Regions from separate parts of the Homo sapiens genome. Here region 2 is linked to region 1. Evidence: chromatin loops called from intact Hi-C (ENCODE). Cell type or tissue: thyroid gland. All regions are shown on one strand. Links, peaks and the distances in the headings refer to the core of each region. The heading gives the core; the rest is flanking DNA. Region 1 overlaps ANKFY1 (ankyrin repeat and FYVE domain containing 1). Region 2 has its middle 29 kb from the start of SPNS3.

Region 1 (8,000 bases), core at 1-8,000:
CCAGGGGTTTGAGACCAGCCTGGCCAACATGGCAAACCCAATCGCTACAAAAATAGAAAAATTAGCCAAGCGTAGTGGCATGTGCCTGTAATCCCAGCTACTAGGGAGGCTGAGGCAGGAGAATCGCTTGAACCCGGGAGGCGGAGGTTGCAGTGAGCCGAGATTGCAGCACTGCACTGCAGCCTGGGTGACAGGGCAAGACTGTGTCTTAAAAAAAAAAAAAAGAGGCCGGGCGCAGTGGCTCACGCCTGTAATCCCATCACTTTGGGAGGCCGAGACGGGCGGATCACGAGGTCAGGAGATCGAGACCATCCTGGCTAACACGGTGAAACCCCGTCTCTACTAAAAATACAAAAATTAGCCGGGCATGGTGGCGCGCGCCTGTAGTCCCAGCTACACGGGAGGCTGAGGCAGGAGAATGGCGTGAACCCGGGAGGCGGAGCTTGCAGTGAGTCGAGATTGTGCCACTGCACTTCAGCCTGGGCGACAGAGCGAAACTCCGTCTCAAAAAAAAAAAAAAAAAAAAAAAGAGAGATAAATACACAGTAAAGCTAAGAAAAGATAGGTTAATGAAAAATGTATAATACACCAAACATACAGAAGATAAACTGGGCAATACTGCACAGGTATATGAAAACCTATGAATGACTGGATTCAGATGGATAGCATGATAAAAAAAAATTTTATATCTTAAATCCTTAAGTCCTCTTAGAAGAATTATAGACTTTGGATCAGATTTACTTTATTAATAAGATCCAAATATAAAGTTCTTTTTACTTATAATCATACACATATATATATATATATATATTCACCCCACACAAAGAAGCTATTTAGAAATTACTAGAAATAGAAAATTAATAAAGTTTTACATTAAAAGAAAGCCCAGAGGGTACATAAAGGAAAAGGACAACTGATATCAGAAGAGCAGAACAAAGGGAGGGAACAGAAAATGTCACAATCACCGTTTATAAGGTTTCTGTCAATAAGAAAATGGTTAACACATTTTAGAAAGATTTCAAATCATCAGAAACAGTTAAAATAAAAGCTGGTGCTTAAAAGTTTCAGTTACTTCATCACCTCATTCACTGACACTGCCAGGTAAATGAGGCATGACTATTGACTATTACAATCCGTCCATATAAAAATATTCCTAACAAAAAACTTCACACTAAAAAAATCCATATATAATATTTCTTTCAATGCAGCTTCTTGATGGTTTTATTCAGCCAGTAACCTTCATTATTCAATTAATACAAACCATATTTCATGCTGCTCCAGTTGGTGGCATCATTTTCAAATTTACTAAAAATAACAGGAACAATCTACTGAAGAAACTCATCGGCCAGGCGCAGTGGCTCACGTCTTTAATCCCAGCACTCTGGGAGGCTGAGGCGGGCGGATCACCTAAGGTTGGGAGTTCAAGACCAGCCTGACCAACATGGAGAAACCCAGTCTCTACTAAAAATACAAAATTAGCCGGGCGTGGTGGCAGGTGCCTGTAATCCCAGCTACTCAGGAGGCTGAGGCAGGAGAATCGCTTGAACCTGGGAGGCAGAGGTTGCAGTGAGCCGAGACCGAGCCATTGCACTCCAGCCTGGGTGACAGGAGCGAAACTCCGTCTCAACAACAACAACAAAAAAAAAAAAAAAAAGAAAGAAAGAAAGAAAAAAGAAACCCATCAACTGATGTTGGTTATTAAGGTAAAAAAGTTCAGGAAGAACTGTTTTTATAAAGTGAAGACTCATCTTCTTGCTCAGATCAGGCTAATCCAAGGAGATGGCATCCCTCTGGCCAAACATGTGCCCCCTGTGGACTCCCCCAAGACACTGCCTGCCTGTTCCACTCTTTAGATAAAATGACTGGTATACTTGGTTATTAGGATGATCACTGACTATTTTGTTGACAGATTCTAATGTGTGCTCAGACTAAACCAAAATCTCATATATTAAAGACTTTCACTCTTTAACAGTTAAAGTGAAAAAAACTCCTACAGGAACTGGACCTGGTTATGGCATTTCCAACGCAGGGGCAAGCGATGAATGGCAGGGTTGACCCCACCATTCCCCTGGTAATCACTGCTGGGTGTACTACTAACATTGCCTCGCATTCTCTGAACAAACCAATAAAGCAAAAGTAATTCCCACTTTATGGATAAGGAAGACGTAGAATGTGACTTGTCCAAGGCCACAGAGTAAACAGATGAGCTCAGATTCAAACCTTGGTGAATACCAGCTTCATAAAGCCAGTGCTCTGTCTACCGTAATATGCAACACTCTAAAGTTAGCAAAATCAAGTTTATTATACCCACGCTGTAATCCACATACTTGCAAGCAATTAATAAACTCAGAGTGGAAGGTTAAATCATCTGAAAATAAACATCAAAAATGTATCACTAATTCTTGGCAATTCTTGTATCTAAGCAATCACCAAAATATTTAATAACTCAAAGATGATTTATCATCAAACATAAGAATTAACTCCCTGGGAGGAAAGAAACAAAATTCTCAGATTTTTTTTTTTTAGTAACAGGGTATCTGTTTCCAAAATAAACATCTCAGACACGAAACAGTGTGGGAAAGAATCATTCCCTACGTGGTGGAGATTTCCCCACTGAATCACACTCAGTGCTAAGCACCCGCTGGCTTTGCACAGCACATAACGGTGCTTGAGGAAGATGCATCTGCTCTTGACACTGACATACTCGAAGGATTTCCTACCCAGTGATGAGCAAAATTTTCCTCTCTACCAGCCAGCAAGCTCAGCACTCCAGCACATGGCTTATAAGGATACTTGTATTAAAACCTTGGCCCAAAAAGGACAAAGCTGGCACAGGACCACATCTTGATGTAACTACATTCCACCAACTAGGAGCAATTTGTGAATGGCAAAAATGTAGCACAGACAATAATAGTATAACAATGCATCATCAAAAGGGGAAAATATAGATGATTAAGATGGAACGAAACAAGTAGATTCTCTCTTTGATGTCTACGTGTAAGTAAAAAAAAGTGGCCATGGCAATGCACTTCAATCAAGTCAACCATCCCTCCACAAAACTAACGCTTTGACACTTTGGAAAGCTTTCATTTCTCACTGGAACTCTACCTCTATACAGATTTCACTCTGTCTAAAATGACCATTGCAAAGCAAAATCAGCCCAGATCCATTTGGGACTCATGAATTAGTAAGACTATGGAAAAAAACAAACAAAAACCTAGTATTTTTTTTTTCCTTTGACAAGTTAATTCATTAAGATTAAAATGTTCTGGGAGGACGCGGTGGCTCACGCCTCTAATCCCAGCACTTTGGGAGGCCAAGGTGGGTGGATCACCAGGTCAGGAGATCGAGACCATCCTGGCTAACACGGTGACACCCCGTCTCTACTAAAAATACAAAAAATTAGCTGGGCGTGGTGGTGGGCACCTGTAGTCCCAGCTACTGGGGAGGCTGAGGCAGGAGAATGGCATGAACCCAGGAGGCGGAGCTTGCCGTGAGCCAAGATCGCACCACTGCACTCCAGCCTGGGCGACAGAACAAGACTCCGTCTCAAAAAAAAAAAAAGATTTAAATGTTTTGTTCTCAAGTCTATCATTTCTGTATTCTTCCAACTATTAACAATGCATTCAAAATATAGCTACAATTTCAAATAACTCTGCTAGAACAAAATGAAACTCTATCAATTTATCATAATAGAGGCCTAGCCTGTTAAAGTGAAAACCCTGAAGCTAAGAACACGTTTCAAGGTTTATGGTTTTGCTACTATCCTTGTATCTGTGGTAGAATACAAAAGCAAAACCTTCCTAGCACAATTCCTGGAGAAAGCCATCCATTGAACAAGCAAACATATCAAGTGCTTACAAGTAAAAGGTACTTCTTCACACAAGTACCATCTTTGTAGCCTTTCTTTCTGGGGCCCTGTTGGCACGGTGAATGGCCAAACTAACACGGCATAGGCAACAGCTCTTGAGTGCTTCCTCTGACCCAATGATCAAATTCTAGATCATGTAGCCTGTGAGTACAGACTACAGAAGCCTTTGAGAATTTTGGGAACAAGGTCAGAAAGTCTTCAAAAATTACTCGGATAAAAATAAAATTGCCTGCAGGGAAACATACACACTTCTTCCTACCTCTTTGGATTCCTTTGTGTAACAAGCTCCAGCCACTCTTGTCCACCATGTCCACATCAGCTTTGTGACTAACCAGCGTGGTGGCAATACTCTCCAGTCGTCGTGAGAGGGCTAGATCTAATGCCAGATCTCCGTTATGATCCGCTTCATTCAGCTTCCCAGGGAGCTACACAAACAAGTTTGTAAATTAGCGCCCAGTGAGTAGAGAATACGACCTATTTTAATTTCTCCCACCTTGACCCTTAAATATCATCTCTTATACAAATGTCAAATTTAAGTGCTCCAACACTGCTTACTCCCCAAATTCAACTTTATTCACAAACTTCTATCAGGCTTCCTCAGGGTACATGTTTTCAGGGAGTACAGAATTAATGGGGACCACATAGCCAACATAAACAATGTGGGAGACGATTAAAGGCCACCAGGAAAATGTGGACAGAGTGCTGTGGGGCACGAGTGCCAGGCAGAGGCTCAGAGAGTTTTACGGTGAACAGCTAATGTTTTCATGAAAGGCAGTGGCGTTCCTATTTCATTCTTCCCAGCAGTTTAATGTCTCCCCATACACTGGACACCCGGGATAAAACATACTTCGCTCCCATCTGTCAAGAGCCATTACATTTCTTTCAAGGTCATATGGTGGGCAGAATTATCACCCCCCCCAAAGACGGACATGTCCTAATCCCCAGAACCTATAAACATACCACGTTACATGGCAAAAGGCACTTTGAGGATGTGATTAAGGACCTTGTGATGGGGACAGTATCCCAGATTATCCAGGAGGCCCGACCTATCTAACCACAGAGGGCCCGACCCATCTAACCACAGAGGGCCCGACCCGTCTAACCACAGAGGGCCCGATCTATCTAACCACAGAGGGCCCGATCTATCTAACCACAGAGGGCCCGATCTATCTAACCACACAAGTCCTTCAAAGTGAAAAAGGGAACCAGAAGAGTAAGTCAGAGAGATGTGACATGAGAAGCACCTGACCCACCACTGCTGGCTTTTAAGACAAAAGCCGGGGGCTATGAGCTAAGGAATGTGTGGAGGGCTCTAGAAGGTGGGAATGGCCCTCGGCTGACAGCCAGCAAGAAAATGGGGACCTCGATCCTGTAAGTGCAAGAATCTGAATTCTGCCAAAGATCCAAATAAGCAGGAAATGGATTCTCCTCTTGAGTCTCTGGAAAGAAGCACAGCCTGCCGACATCCTGATTTTGGGCCAGTGATTCCTGTCCTAGACTTCCAACCTACAAAACTGTAAGGCAATACATTTGTGTTGTTTTAAGCCATTAAGTTTATGGTAATTTATTATAGCAGCAAAAGTAAACTAACACAGATTTTGGCACCTAAAAGTTAAGAAGCGTTTAAAAAAAAAAAAAAACTACCTAAAAGCATTTAAGAGGTTTTTAAATTGGGCAATGGGCTAAGGCTGGAAGAATTTTGAGAAACATGTTAGAAAAAGCTCAGATTGCCTTGAACAAACTATTTAGTAGAAATCCGTACGTTAAAGACTGTGCCAGTCATGGCTCGGAAGGAAGTGAGAAGTACCACGGAGAAAGACAAGTGCATTAGAGTTTCGGGAAATGAAGAATGGAAAAGGCAGCTACAGTACCTGGGAATCCATTTCAATCAGATACAGGAAGACCACGTCTTCTCTCTCCACTTTGATGGCTTTATGTAGCGGGTACTCTGTCTTGGATTTGATCATTTTGTATAACAACTGAGCGCTCATGCTGCTGAAATCCTCCTTCCTCAGGTCGTCCTGAGAATTCACAACACAGTGAAAAGCAGAACAGACACAAGGCAATGAATCCAACCACCATTTAGCAAGCCTCTCAAATGCATCAGTCAGGCCCTTCTTTAAGGGCTTAACCTTTCCCAACTCATTTATTTCTCCCCAAAACCCAATGAAGTAAGTACTTGAACATCCCCATTTTACAGAAGAAAATATTATGGCATAAAGAGATTAGATAACTTGCTCAAGTTCAGACAGTCCTTAAATGGCTGGGGAACCAGAAGGCTGACGTTCCGAGCCTCACTCTCCTCCAGCATTACTGTGCCTCCCAGTGAGGTGGCAAAACACCAGCCATGCATACCTCTAACAGGAATGCGCCCCAAGGGAGCCTCACATGAGAGCAGGGAGTCCTCCTCCCACCCCCTGAAAGATGGCAGTTACAAAATCAATTCCAACTTCCACAAACAAGTCACTCCACTGAGTCGCAGCTGGTCCCTATTATTGCAGATCTCTATATTTCTGCCTATTTTAAAAGAAAGGTTACCAATCCTGTTTCAATGCCTTAAAATCCAGTTCTTTAGCCGCCTTTTCTGAAACTCTAAGGCTTTTCCCACAGTGTTGTTGAATACCAAACAATTCGCAGAAACTAATTTGCAAAAGGTAGCACCAGCCCTAATATTCTAAAACTGCAAACAACAACAACAAAATGTAAACACTGGCCGGGCGCAGTGGCTCACGCCTGTACTCCCAGCACTTTGGGAGGCCGAGGTGGGCGGATCGATCACCTGAGGTTGGGAGTTTGAGACCAGCCTGACCAACGTGGAGAAACCCCCGTCTCTACTAAAAATACAAAATTAGCCAGGCGTGGTGCTGCATGCCGGTAATCCCAGCTACTCAGGAGGCCAAGGCAGGAGAATCGCTTGAACCTGGGAGGCGGAGGTTGCAGGGAGCTGAGACCGTGCCATTGCACTCCAGCCTGGGCAACAAGAGCGAAACTCAGTCTCAAAAAAAAAAAAATGTAAACACTGTTCTTTATGATGAAACAACCTAAGAAAGGGAAATCTAAACTGAAAGATGCTCTCCGCCTGATTAGGAGAGCAAGGGCAAGCTCTGAAACTGTGCTGCTGAAGCTGCAGGGCCTGCTGGCCGTGGAGCCACACCCTACTCCTGCAGCTCAGCAGCAGCTTCCACAGATGGAGGGTGAAGGCAGGTGATGCTTCCAAGCCTGTTTCTGGACCTCAGCTATCTTTTTTGGGGGGGCGGGAGACGGAGTCTCGCTCTGTCACCCAGGCTGGAGTGCAGTGGCGCGATCTCAGTTCACCGCAACCTCCGCCTCCCGGGTTTACGTGATTCTCCTGCCACAGTCTCCTGAGTAGCTGGGACTACAGGCACGCACCACTGAGCCCAGCTAATTTTTGTATTTTTAGTAGAGATGGGGTTTCACCATGTTGGCCAGGCTGGTCTCGAACTCCTGACCTCAAGTGGTCTGCCCGCCTGGGCCTCCCAAAGTGCTGGAATTGCAGGCGTGAGCCACCGCGCCTGGCCAGACCTGAGCTATCTTTTGTCCTTTGGCTCCGAAATCACAGAACTACCAGAATTTGAGTTGAAAAGAGTCTCATAGATCATCTAATCAAACTATTTATTCTTCAATTGTGTAACAAGAGAAAACCAGGTGCCAGAGAGGTCACTTTCCATGGAACTACGTCCCCAGCGGCGGTCTCCTGACTGCCAGCTAGAGTGCTTTGTTGACACCCTCAACCTCACTCACCCAATGACTTGCAATAATTTCTGCACAGTAGTTCATCAGTGTGCTGGCATTCAGCTCCTCTGCCGTCTGGTAGAAGCGAATACAGTTCCTGACATTCACTAGAGACATAACACCCTTCTCACATCTGTAAGAGAGTATTCATCATGAGGAGTATTACTGGACAAATAATTCACAAACGAACAAACCAAAGCGATCATCTTTGTACTGGCTGGCTATGTCCTATTAATAACACTATGGGATAAGGTTAAGCAAAGGGTTATGAATAAATTACAGTTGGTCTCCCATATTTAAAAAGTACTAGAATTTCATTATAATATTTCATTGCTCCATTCTGGTCAGAATCAAAATAACATGCAAATAAACTGAT
Region 2 (14,133 bases), core at 4,468-12,467, 200 kb after region 1:
AGACCAGCCTGGCCCACATGGTGAAACCCCATCTCTACTAAAATACAAAAATTAGCTGGGTATGGTGGCTGGTGCCTGTAATCCCAGCTACTCGGGAGGCTGAGGCAGGAAAATCGCTTGAACCGGAGAGGTGAAGGTTGCAGTGAGCCAAGATTGCATCACTGCACTCCAGCCTGGGCAACAAGAGCAGACACTCCATCTCAAAATAAATAAATAAAATAATAATAATAATCATCAAAGTGTAGGTATGTGTCAGAGGTGGTGGGAAGAGAGGACGTGAGAAGATGTACTTATATGACCACAGATTAAAATTTTTTATTTCAAATTTGCTGCAAAGGGAGATAATGTTGGAAAAATCCAGTTCAGAGATTCCCACTGGATAGAAACATTTGATATGAAAAAAATATATTAGATAATCATTGTCAAACAGGATTTTTAAAATCTAAGTAAAGATCATTAGACTGTTTGCAAAATGGAAAGCTGGTTGTATAACTGCCCAAGGGGATCACCTTGCCCGCTGCCTAGACAGCCGATTCATCAAGACAGGGGAATTGCAACGGAGAAAGAGTAATTCACGCAAAGCTGGCTGTGCAAAGACCAGAGTTTTTTGTTTGTTTGTTTGTTTTTGTGACATAGTTTTTGCTCTTATTGCCCAGGCTGGAGTGCAATGGTGCAATCTCAGCTTACTGCAACCTCCACCTCCCGGGTTCAAGTGATTCTCCTGCCTCAGCCCTCCCGAGTAGCTGGGATTACAGACGTGCATCACCATGCTCGGCTAATTTTTTTTTTATTTTTAGTAGAGACAGGGTTTCACCATGTTGGTCAGGCCTGTCTCGAACTCCTGACCACAAGTGATCCACCCAATTCGGCCTCCCAAAGTGCTGGGACTACAGGCGTGAGCCACTGTGCCCAGCCTGTTTGCAGCAGTTTTGTTTAATAGCTCTAAACTGGAAATAGGATAATTGATAAATAAATTGTAGTATATTTGCTATGGTCTGAGTGTGTTCCCCAAAATTCATGAATTGGAAACTTTTTTGTTTTTGTTTTTGAGATGGAGTTTTACTCTTGTCATCCAGGCTAGAGTGCAATGGTGTGATCTTGGCTCACTGCAACCTCTGCCTCCCGGGTTCAAGAGATTCTCCTGTCTCAGCCTCCCAAGTAGCTGGGATTATAGGTGCCTGCCACCATGCCTGGCTAATTTTTGTATTTTTAGTACAGACAGGGTTTCACCATGTTGGCTAGGCTGGTCTTGAACTCCTGACCTCATGTGATCTGCCCACCTCGGCCTCCCAAAGTGTTGGGATTACAGGCATGAGCCACCACACCTGGTGAATTGGAAACTTAATCCTCAATGCAACAGTGTTGGGAGGTAGGGCCTAGTGGGAGGTGTTTAGGTCATGAGAGCTCTGCCCTCATGAATACATAAATGCTGCCATTAAAAGGGCTCACAGAAGTGGGTTCTGTCCTTTCACTCTTCTGACATGTGAGAACACAGCATTTGTCCCTGCTTGACTTCTGCTTTCTGCCATGTGAAGACACAGCAAGAAGGCCCACACCAGATGCCACCACCTTAATCTTGGACTTCCCAGCCTCCAGAACTATGAGAAATAAATTTCTGTTTCTTATAAATTATCCAGTCTCAGGCATTCCACTGTAGTAGCACAAACGGACTAAGGCAGTATTTGTATCTAAAAGGCTATCTAGAGCTGGGTGTGGTGGCTCACACCTGTAATCTCAGCACTTTGGGAGGCCAAGGCAGGTGAATCACCTGAGGTCAGGAGTTCGAGACCAGCCTGGCCAACATGGTGAAACCCCATCTTTATAAAAATACAAAAATTAGCCAGGCATGGAGCACACACTTATAATCTCAGCTACTCAGGAGGCTGAGGCAGGAGAATTGCTGGAACCTGGGAGGCGGAGGTTGTAGTGAGCCGACATTGCACCACTGCACTCCAGGCTGGGCGACAGACTGAGACTCTGTCTCAAAAAAAAAAAAAAAAAAAGAGGCTGGGCGAGGTGGCTCATGTCTGTAATCCCAGTACTTTGGGAGGCCAAGGCAGGTGGATCACAAGGTCAGGAGGGTTTTTTTTGTTTTGTTTGTTTGTTTGTTTTTTGAGACGGAGTCTTGCTGTCGCCCAGGCTGGAGTGCAGTGGCGCGATCTCAGCTCACTGCAGGCTCTACCCTCTGGGGTTCACGCCATTCTCCTGCCTCAGCCTCCCGAGTAGCTGGGACTACAGGCGCCTGCCACCTCGCCCGGCTAATTTTTTGTATTTTTAGTAGAGACGGAGTTTCACCGTGTTAGCCAGGATAGGATGGTCTCGATCTCCTGACCTCGCCTCGGCCTCCCAAAGTGCTGGAATTACAGGCGTGAGCCACTGCGCCCGGCCAAGGTCAGGAGTTTTGAGATGTGCCTGGCCAAGATGGTGAAACCCTGTCTCTACTAGAAATACAAAAATTAGCTGGGCATGGTGGCGGGCACCTGTAATCCCAGCTACTCGAGAGGCTGAGGCAGGAGAATTGCTTGAACCCGGGAGGCAGAGGTTGCAGCGAGTGGAGATCTTGCCACTGCACTCTAGCCTGGGTGACAGAGCAAGACTCCGTCTCAAAAAAAAAAAAAAAAGAAAAAATTTTTAAAAAGATCTGAATCAGGTAACAATGTGGATGAATCTCACAGATATCCTTGAGAGAAATACATATACACAGTATGATTAATACAGACGTAGTATGATGCCTTTACATGAAGTTCAAAAAGACGAAAATTTCATTTACGGTGTTACAAGTCAGAAGAGCAGTTACCCGTGGTCTAGGAGACTTTCTGGGATAAAGAGAATCTGTTGTTTTTTTTTTGAGACAGAGTTTCACTCTGTTGCCCAGGCTGGAGTGCAATGGCATGATCTTGGCTCAGCACAACCTCTGTCTCCCAAATTCAAGCGATCCTCCTGCCTCAGCCTCCCAAGTAGCTGAGATTACAGGCTTCCGCCACCAAGCCTGGCTAATTTTTTTTTTGTATTTTTAGGGGTTTCACCATGTTGGCCAGGCTGGTCTTGAACTCCTGACCTCAGGCGATCCACCCGCCTTGGTATCCCACAGTGCTGGGATTACAGGTGTAAGCCACCGCGCTCAGCAAAAGATTCTTTTGTATCTTGATCTGGGTGGCGGTTACACTGTATAGTAGGCTGAATAATGGACTCCAACTATATTGGGTCCTAAACTCTAGAGCAGGGGTCCCCAGTCCCTGGGCCGCGGACCACTAACAGTCCCTGGCCTGTTAGGAACCAGGCCTCACAGCAGTAGGTGGAGTGGTGGGCCAGCAAGCGAAGCTTCATCTGTATTTACAGCTGCTCCCCATCGATCACATTTCTGCCTGAGCTCTGTCTCCTGTCACATCACTGGGGCCATTAGATTCTCATAGTAGCACAAACCCTATTGTGAACCGGGCACGCAAGGGATCTAGGTTGCGCGCTCCTCATGAGAACCTAATGCCTGATGATCTGTCACTGTCTCCCATCACCCCCAGATGGGACCATCTAGATGCAGGAAAACAAGCTTAGGGCTCCCACTGATTCTACATTATGGTGAAGTATAATGATTTCATTATATATTACAATGTCATAATAATACAATTAAAGTACACAATCAATGTAATGTGCTTTAATCTTCCTGAAACCATCCCCCGCATCACCCGTCACCCATCCATGGAAAAATATGTCTTCCACAAAACAGGAACTGGTGCCACAAAGCTTGGGGAGTACTGCTCTAGAGTCTGTCAATGTTACCCTATCTGGGAAAAGGGTCTTTGCAGATGTGATAGCTAAGGATCTTGAGATGGAGAGCTTATCCTGGATGACCCGGATGAATCTAAATGCAATCACAGGTGTCCCATAAGAGAGAGGCAGAGGGAGATTTGAGAAGACAGAAGGAGAGAAGGTAATGTGAAGATGGAGAGAGATTGGAGCGAAGTAGACACAAGCCAAGGACTGCCAGCAGCCAGCAGCTAGAAGAGGCAAGGAAGGGACTCTCCCAGAGCCTTGAAGACAGCATGACCCTGCTGACACCTCCATTTCAGTCCTGCGATACCAACTTCAGACTTCTGCCCCCCAGGAGAGAAAACATTCGAGAGAATACGTTTATGGTTTTGGTTGTTTTTTTCTTTTTTTGAGACCAAGTTTCACTCTTGTTGCCCAGGCTGGAGTGCAATGGCGCGATCTCAGCTCACCAAGCGATTCTCCTGCCTCAGCCTCCATAGCTACCATGCCCGGCTAATTTTGTATTTTTAGTAGAGACGGGGTTTCTCCATGTTGGTTAGGCTGATTTCGAACTCCCATCCTCAGGTGATCCGCCGGCCTCGGCCTCCCAAAGTGCTGGGATGAAAGGCGTGAGCCACTGTGCCCGGCCATGTTTATGTTGTTTTAAGACACCAAGTTTGGGATAGTTTGTTATATCAACCGCAGGAAACTAGTACACACAGGTGCATATATATACAGAAAAATTCACTGAGCTGGGCGTGGTGGCTCGCACCTGGAATCCCAGCACTTTGGGAGGCTGAGGTGGGTGGATCACCAGAGGTCAGGAGCTCGAGACCAGCCTAACCAACATGGTGAAACTTCGTCTCTACTAAAAATACAAAAATTAGCTGGGCGTGGTGGTGGGCGCCTGTAATCACAGCTTCTCAGGAGGCTGAGGCAGGAGAATCACTTGAAACCGGGAGGTGGAGGTTGCAGTGAGCCGAGATCGTGCCATTAGAAAAAAAAAAGAACCAGCTCATTAGCACGGGCTTAGTGCCCAGAGGCCCAAGTTCCTGCAGCACTGGTAGTGGTGAGGCCTCCTCCTCTGGCCACAACCAGGTCATCAAAATTGGGGCTGTCAGGGCAGTTGGGATAGAGGGACACAGCTCCCCAGAATCCTAATCTCCCTGTCCTGCCTCCTGCTCTTAGGATCCCATGTACTTTTCCAGATTTTCGTGGACCCTGTGAAGAGCGTTAAGTCCTCAGGAGAGCTCCTCTTTTTTTTGGTTGTTTGTTTTTTTTGTTTTGTTTTTTGAGACGGAGTGTCACTCTGTCGCCCAGGCTGGAGTGCAGTGGCGCGATCTCGGTTCACTGCAAGCTCCACCTTGTGGGTTCACACCCTTCTCGCCTCAGCCTCCTGAGTAGCTGGCACTACAGGCGGCCGCCAACACGCCCGGCTAATTTTTTGTACTTTATTTTTTATTTATTTATTTTTCTTGAGACGGCGTCTCGCTCTGTCGCCCAGGCTGGAGTACAGTGGGGTGATCTCGGCTCACTGCAAGCTCCGCCTCCTGGGTTCAAGCGATTCTCCTGCCTCAGCTTCCTGAGTAGCTGGGACTACAGGCACCTGCCACCACGCCCAGCTAATTTTTATACTTTTAATAGAGACGGGGTTTCACCATGTTGGCCAGGATGGTCTCGAACTCCTGACCTTGTGATGCACCCGCCTCGGCCTCCCAAAGTGTTGGGATTACAGGCATGAACCACCGCGCCTGGCTTGTACTTTTTTAGTAGTGACGGAGTTTCACTGTGTTAGCCAGGATGGTCTCGATCTCCTAACCTCGTGATCCGCCCGCCTCGGCCTCCCAAAGTGCTGGGATTACAGGCATGAGCCATTGCACCCAGCTGTTTCTGCAGTTCTCTTACTGGTCGGACCGGCTTCTCCTCTTCTGGGGCGAACCCCTCAAGTCTTAACTCCTCAGAGGGGTCAGAGTAAGATTAAATACCAATTGCCCAGGCTTCATCGGCTTTTCTTCCCTGCCTCAGTTTCCCCACTGCCTTACTTGTGTTTCCTTGGATTACCTCCCAAATAAACTATCCACAACCAAGTCCTTGTTTCAGGGTCTACTTTGGGGAAACCCACACTAAATCTAAGTCTCAGACGCTGGGGAGGCCCTGGTTCTGTGTCCACTCCTGAAGCTGGGGTCTGGGGTCAGTTCCCCTCTGCCCTGGGTTTCAAGGCTCCAAGATCTCAGTTTGCTCCAGGTTTCTCCCTACATAGATGTCCCAAGAGCCCTCCAAATATAACATCTCTTGGCCGGGTACGGTGGCTCACGCCTGTAATCCCAGCACTTTAGGAGGCCGAGGCAGGCAGATTATCTGAGGTCAGGAGTTCGAGACTAGCCTGGCCAATGCGGTGAAATCCTGTCTTTACTAAAAATACAAAAATTAGCCAGGCGTGGTGGCACGTGCCTGTAGTTCCAGCTACTTGGGAGGCTGAGGCGGGAGAATTGCTTGAACTTGGGAGGTGGGGGTTGCAGTGAGCCGGGATTGTGCCATTGCACTCCAGCCTGGGCGACAAGAGCTAAATAATGTCTCCAAAAAAAAAAAATACATATATATATATATATTTATATATACATTTATATATATTTATATATATATTTGTATATATTTATATATATTCATATATATTTGTATATATTTATATATGTATATATGTATATATTTATATATATTTATATATTTATTTTTATATATTTATATATTTATATATATAAATGTTTATATTTATTTATAAATGTTTATATATATAAACATTTATATATTTCTATATATAAACATTTATATATTTCTATATATAAACATTTATATATTTCTATATATAAACATTTATATATTTCTATATATAAACATTTGTGTATTTCTATATATAAACATTTGTATATTTTTATATATAAACATTTATATATTTATATATATATATGTAAAACATCTCTTAAACCTAACTCACTGTTTTTCTCTTTAAACATGTTTTCCCCCAGACATCCTTCTTCTGCCCTCACTCACTCCCCGGAGGAGCCACATGTTCCTCTCTCACCTTTGCTCAGCCTGTTCCTCCCTCTTACCTTCTCCAGGAAGGTGGGGATGCTCTGGGCCTCCTGGTTTCTTGGTGAGGGCAAGGAGGGCTCTGCAGCTCCCCCAGTCCCAAGGGGCTGTCAGGACAAGGTCAGCCCAGTAGAGGCAGCTAATCTGGGCTTGGGGAGTTGGGACAGGGGAGCTTACACGCACAGGCTCACACAGTGCATATATACACTGTGTACGTGCCCATCTGCGCATACATGGGTGTCTGCACGCATGTACAGGCACACATGGGTGTGTATAGGCACATACAGCACACAAGAGGATGTGTGTGCACCACGGGCATGCATGATCACTCACAGGTACACATATGTCTAGCTGCAAACAGATCCCCTGGGAGAACTTTGACCAGCCCAGCGATGGGTGTAGTGAGCTGTGCAGGGAGATTGGGGGAGAGAAAAGAGAGGGGAGGAGAGGGGAGGGAATCCAGGAGACAAGGTGGGTGGAGAGGTTGGGTTGCAGTTGGGAATCCCAGGAGCTACACTGGCTTCAGTTCCCTTCCTGGGAACTCAGTGTCTCCCTGGGGCTCTGCCCACCAGCAGAGGCATTTGGGGTCAAGAAAATCAATGCCATTCTTTTTGAGTGATGGGGTCAGCTGGTTGTCGGTGGACACTGGGGTTATGTAGATGCATGTCCATCTACTTGGGCCAGACCACGCCATGGCCTCCCACAGCCTCTGTGCAGTGACCATGCCTGCAGGCAGCGGGGTGGAGGACCCTTCCATTGGTCTCCCGTGTCCCTTCCTGAACCACTGGCTTCACCTTCTGTACTCCCTGCCCAGCGCCTGGCCTGACTCCTACTGATAGCCTGCCCCTGGCTTTGGCTCCCTCCTTGACCATGATTCCCACTCACCCAATAATTAGCTTGTATCCCATTAACCTTGACCAGGCCCAGACCACATCCCAGGAGCTGGTTTCTGGGTTTGTCTAGGACCACTAGTGGGACCCAGGCTGGAAGAAGTTCTCATGCTTATGGGGACAGAATTAGGGAAGGAATTCAGAAAAGCTGAGGCAGAGAGAAGCCATTTATAATTAATAGCTCAGGACAAAACTGCGGGCAGAATTAGACTGAGTTTTGTTTTTTGTTTGTTTGTTTGTTGTTTTGAGATGGAGTTTCGCTCTGTTGCCCAGGTTGGAGTGCAATGGCGCAATCTCGGCTTACTGCAACCTCCGCCTCCCAGATTCAAGCAATTCTCCTGTCTCAGCCTCCAGAGCAGCTGGGATTACAGGCGCCTGTCGGGCTTTTTTTTTGAGACAGAGTCTTGCTCTGTTGCCTGGGCTGGAGTGCAGTGGTGTGATCTCGGCTCACTGCAACCTCCACCTCCGGGTTTAAGCCGACTCTCCTGCCTCAGCCTCCCCAGTAGCTGGGATTACAGGCTGATGCCACCACACCCAGCCCGCGCCGGGCTGTTTTTTTGTAAAGACAGGGTTTTTCCCTGTTGTCCAGGCTGGTCTGGAACTCCTGACTTCAGGCTATCTGCTGGCCTCGGCCTCCCAAAGTGCTGTGATTACAGGAATGAGCCACTGCGCCTGGCCTTTTTGTGTTTTTTGAGACAGGGTCTCTCTATGTTGCTCAGGTTGGGGTGCAGTGGTGCCCTCCTGAGGAGTAGCTGGGACCACACACATGCACCACCACGCCTAATTTTTTTTTTTTTTTGAGACAGAGTCTTGCTCTGTTGCCCAGGCTGGAGTGCAGTGACGTGATCTTGGCTCACTGCAATCTCTGCCTCCTGGGTTCAAGCGATTCTCCTGCCTCAGCCTCCCGAGTAGCTGGGATTACAGGTGCCCACCACCACGCCCGGCTAATTTTTGTATTTTTAGTAGAGACAGGGTTTCACCATGTTGGTCAGGCTGGTCTCGAACTCCTGACCTCAGGTGATCTGCTTCCCTCGGCCTCCCAAAGTGCTGGGATTACAGGCGTGAGCCGCCGCGCCCAGCTTAATTTTTAATTTTTAGAGATGGGGGTCTCATTGTGTTGCCCCGGCGGGTCTCGAATTCTTGGGTTCAAGTGATGTTCCAGCCTCCACCTCCCAAAGTGATGGGATTACAGGAGTGAGCCATCGTGCCTGGCTGGATATTTTCAAGCATTACATTAAAAAAATTCTCCACTTACAAGTCAGTGTTTCAGAAACAGCCCCCAGGCTGGTCCTGTTACTCGCAGCTGTTATCTCAACATTCTTGGAGGCCTAGTGGGAGGATGGCTTGAGGCTAGGCGTTTGAGACTAGCCTGGGCAACATAGCAAGACTTTGTCTCTACAAAACAATTAAAGAATTTAGCCTGGCATGCTGGCACATACCTGTAGTTCCATCTACTTGGGAGGCTGAGGCAGGAGAATCGCTTGAGGCCATGAGTTTGAGGCGGCAGCGAGCTATGCTTGTGCCACCGTGCTCTGGATTAGGTGACAGAGTGAGATTCTGTCTCCATAAAAAAAAAAAAAAAAAAAAATTAAGGCTGGGTGGGGTGGCTCATTCCTGTAATCCCAGCACTCTGGGAGGCCAAGTCAAGTGGATCACCTGAGGTCAGCAGTTCGAGACAAGCCTGACCAACATGGCGAAACCCCGACTCTACTAAAAATACAAAGATTAGCCGGGGGTAGTAGCAGCACACACCTGTAATCCCAGCTACTCGGGAGGCTGAGGCAGGAGAATCACTTGAACCCGGGAGGGGGACGTTGGCAGTGAGCCGAGATCATGCCATTGGCACTCCAGCCTGGGCAACAAGAGCAAAACTCCGTCTCAAAATAAATAAATAAATAAATAAATAAATAAATAAATAAATAAATAAATAAAAAGGGCAGTGATGTTTATGTCAACACAGCATGAGCTCTGAGCAAGGCCATCTGTGGGACACGTCGCACAAGGCGTGCCACAAAACTAACACCTGACAAATGAGGGCTGCTTTCCCTCCTCCTGTCTGGCCCATGGCAGATTGCAGGCGCCACTGGTTAGCCTGAGTCACGGCAATTGCAAATGCACCAACTTGGCCAGATTGGCTGTCAGACTGGATTTTTAAAAAAATCTAGATTCATGCTGTTTATAAAAGACACACATCAAACAAGGATATGGAAGGCTGAATGTCAATGGCTAGAAAATACTCACCAAGAGAAAGCTAGTGTATCTATATTCGTATCAAACTAAATAGTATTTAAGACAAACAATAGTTATCAGGGAAAACAATAGTGTTTACATCATAATTACAGGAACAAGCTACTAAGCTGAAGCAACCTCAGCTGGGTGCTGGGACTACGCCTGTAGTCCCAGCTACTTAGGAGGCTGAGGCAGGATTGCTTGAGGCCAAGAGTTCAAGGCCAGCCTGGGCAACATAAGGAGACCTCGTCTTTCTCTCTCTCAAAAAAAAGTAAGGTGAAACAATTCTCAAGTTGTATTATCTAATAATATATGTTCAACACATATAAAGCAAATGTCAAGTGAAAAGACAGCCCACAGAAGAATGGGAGAACATTTTTGCAAATCATGTAGCTGATAAGAAATGTGTATCTGGAATATATATTAAAAAAATCTCTTGGCCGGGCACAGTGGCTCACGCCTGTAATCCCAGCACTTTGGCAGTTTGAGGTGGGTGGATCACCTGAGGTCAGGAGTTCGAGACCAGCCTGGCAAACATGGCGAAAACCCATCTCTACTAAAATTACAAAAGTTAGCTGGGTGTGGTGGCACGTGCCTGTAATCCCAGCTACTTGGGAGGCTGAGGCAGGAGAATCACTTGAACCCGGGAGGCGGAGGTTGCAGTGAAATGAGATCTTGCCACTGCACTCCAGCCTGGGTGACAGAGCGAGACTCTGTCTCAGAAAAACAAAAACAAAAACCAAAAAAAAAAAAAACCAAAAAACTCTTACAACTCAGCAATAAAACCCAAATAATCCAATTTTAAAATGGCCAAAAGATTTGAATATACATTTCTTTTGTTTGTTTGTTTGTTTGTTTGTTTTTTGAGACGGACTCTCGCTCTGTCACCCAGGCTGAAGTGCAGTGCCGCCCCGCGATCTCAGCTCACTGCAACCTCCGTCTCCCGGGTTCAAGCAATTCCCTGCCTCAGCCTCCTGAGTAGCTGCGATTATAAGCACCCGCCACCATGCCTGGCAAATTTTTGTATTTTTTGTAGAGACAGGGTTTCACCATCTTGGCCAGGCTGGTCTTGAACTCCTGACCTCCTGATCCACCTGCCTCGGCCTCCCAAAGTGCTGAGATGACAGCCGTGAGCCACCGCGCACGGCCTTGAATAGACATTTCTTTCTGAAGAAGATATAACATCATAAATGATCAGGGAACTGCAAATCAAAACCACAGTGAGATACCAATTCACACCCACTAGGATGGCTAGAATAAAAAAGAGAAATAATTTTTTAAATGATTGCAAAGATTTGAAGAAATCAAAACCCTCGCAGGCTGCTGGTGGGAATCAAAACAGGTGCAGCGTCTTTGGGAAATAGTCTGGTAGTTCCTTGAGCAGTTAAATGTAGATTTGCCATTTGCTCTGACAATTCCCCTTCTAGGGATATACCCAGTAAATTGAAAACATGCTCACACAAAAACTTTGACATGAATGTTTGTAGCAGCAATTATTCGTAATAGCAAAAAAATGGAAGCAACTCATCTGTCCAACCAAAGAATGGCTCAACAAATTACGGTGTATTCACACAGTGGAATATGATTAGGCCACAAAAAGGAATCATACTGACGTGCTGTAACATGGATGAAACTTGAGAACATCTTGGCAAGTGAAAAGAGCCACTCTTTTTTTTTTTTTTTTTTGAGAAGGAGTCTCGTTCTGTGGCCCAGGCTGGAGTGCAGTGGCACAATCTCGACTCACTGCAACCTCCGCCTCCCAGGTTCAAGCAATTCTTCTGTCTCCACCTCCCCAGTAGCTGGAACTACAGGCGCCCACCACCATGCCCGGCTAATTTTTCATTTTTATTAGAGATGGGGTTTCACCATATTGGTCAGGCTGGTCTCGAACTCCTGACCTCAGGCGATCCACCTGCCTCAGCCTCCCAAAGTGCTGAGATTACAGGCATGAGCCACACACCCAGCCAGGAGCCACTCTTAAAAGGCCAGATATTGTATAATTCCATTGATATACAATGTCCAGAACAGGCAAATCCACAGAGACAGAAAGTAGGTTGGCCGTTGCCAGGGTCAGGGAGGGAGGAAAAGTTGGGGGAAGGTAGAGAGTGACTGCTAATGGGCACAGGGCTTTTTTTGAGGTAATGAATTTTTTTTTTTTTTTTTGAGACGGAGTCTCCCTCTGTTGCCCAGGCTGAATTGCAGTGGGGTGATCTCGGCTCACTGCGACCTCCGCCTCCCGGGTTCAAGAGATTCTCCTGCCTCAGCCTCCTGAATAGCTGGGACTACAGGCACCTGCCAACACACCTAGCTCATTTTTGTATTTTTAATAGAGACGGGGTTTCACCATGTTGGTTAGGCTGGTCTCGAACTCCTGAGCTCAAGTGATCCACCTGCCTCGGCCTCTGAAAGTGCTGGGATTACAGACATGAGCCACTGATCCCAGCTGAAAATGTTTTAAAGTTGATTGTGGTCATGGTTGTACCGACCTGTGAGTATGCCAAAAAACATTGAATTGTACACCTTAAATGAACATGGTATGCACATTATATTTCAATAATGCTGATATATATATGGAATCACATAGTATCTGGCCTTGGCTGTGTGCAGTGGCTCATGCCTGTAATCCCAGCACTTTGGGAGGCCAAGGCAGGCAGATCACCTGAAGTCAGTAGTTCGAGACCAGCCTGGCTAACGTGGCGAAACCCTGTCTCTACTAAAAAATATACAAAAATTAGCTGACCATGGTGGTGCATGCCTGTAACCCCAGCTACTTGGGAGGCTGAGGCAGGGAGAATCACTTGAACCTAGAAAGTTGCAGTGAGCTGAGTTTGCGCCATTGCACTCCAGCTTGGGTGACAGAGCCAGACTCTGTCTCAAAAAAAAAAAAAAAAAAAAAAAATATATATATGGCCTTTTCTGAGTGGCTTCTTTCACTTCACCTAATATTTTCAAGGTTCATTCAAATGGTAGCATGTTGCAGTACTTCATTCCTTTTTATGCCCATTCCATTGTGTGGATACATCAGAAGCACCTCAATTTGTTTATCTATTCTTCAGTTGGGCGTACGAGGTGCTTCCACTTTTTTTTTTTTTTTTTTTGAGATAGGATCTTGCTTTGTCACCCAGTGTCATAGCTCACTCACTGCAGCCTCAACAACCTCCTGGGCTCAAGGGATTCTCCCATATCAGTCTCCCGAGAAGCTGGGACTACAGGTGTGTACCACCATGGTCAGCTAATTTATTTTTATTTATTTTTGAGACAGGGTCTCACTCTGTCACCTGGCTGGAGTGCAGTAGTGTGATCATGGCTCACTGCAGTCTTGACCTCCTGGGCTCAAGCAATACTCCCATATCAGCCTCCTGAGTAGCTGGGATTACAGGCACCTGCCACCACACCTGGTTAATTTTTGTATTATTATTATTATTATTTTTGAGACAGAATCTCTCTGTGTTGCCCAGGCTGGAGTGCAGTGGCACGATCTCAGCTCATTGCACCCTCCGCCTCCCAGGTTCAAGCGATTCTCCTGCCTCAGCCTCCCGAGTAGCTGGGATTGCAGGCGTGCGCCACCATGCCCAGCTAATTTTTGTATTTTTTTAGTAGAGACGGGGTTTCACCATATTGGCCAGGCTGGTCTCTAACTCTTGACCTCGTGATCCACCCACCTTGGCCTCCCAAAGTGCTGGGATGACAGGCGTGAGCCACCGCGCCTGGCCTAACTGTTGTATTTTTAGTAGAGACAGGGTTTTGCCATGTTGCCCAGGCTGGTCTTGAACTCCAGACCTCAAGTGATCCACCCACCTCGGCCTCCCAAAGTGCTGGGATTACAGGCGTGAGCCACTGCGCCCGGCCAACTTTACCCATTTCCACCTTTGATGTGTGCAGTAAAATGCATTCTTGCTGGTGATTTGCGGTCTTGGGCTTCTGGGCCAAGCGGAGCTCTGCCTTGGACGCATGCGCAGCAGATGATGGCCCGTGTTTTTTGTACGTGTGTGTTTTGCATTAAGGAAGGAAAGTGATGACCTTCACGGGTCAGCATCTTTCCCTGAGTCTCCTCTCTTAAATGAATACTTGAGATCCCAAGTGGCTTATCATGAGTTTTCCTCTATATCAAGGGTCTGTGAACTCTGGCCTGCTGGAAGCATGGCTGATGGCCTGTTTTTTTTGTTTTTTTTTGGCCCCT

Evidence for each region. A loop is a pair of places that touch in the nucleus more often than their neighbours do. Peaks named below come from ENCODE experiments on the same cell type or tissue, not always from the same donor. Only the 100,000 strongest peaks of a DNase experiment are listed, where the experiment ranks them.
Region 2: a loop joins it to region 1, with 5 times the contacts of the local background. A loop is called at or near these places in 107 of 110 quality-filtered maps.

Annotation. Positions count from the first base shown.
Region 1 is chr17:4,202,191-4,210,190 of GRCh38, forward strand. It overlaps ANKFY1 (ankyrin repeat and FYVE domain containing 1), which reads right to left. Exons shown (of 25, transcript NM_001330063.2): 5 at 7,634-7,757; 6 at 5,743-5,892; 7 at 4,131-4,296. Among named protein-coding and RNA genes, the nearest start is that of ANKFY1, 58 kb to the right of the region's middle. RefSeq lists a silencer at 4,860-5,060. In thyroid gland, for the core only: no CTCF peak of the experiment used is centred there; DNase peaks (open chromatin) are centred at 2,772, 3,941 and 4,211; H3K27ac peaks cover 1,987 bases.
Region 2 is chr17:4,398,320-4,412,452 of GRCh38, forward strand. No RefSeq gene overlaps it. Among named protein-coding and RNA genes, the nearest start is that of SPNS3, 29 kb to the right of the region's middle. In thyroid gland, for the core only: no CTCF peak of the experiment used is centred there; no DNase peak of the experiment used is centred there.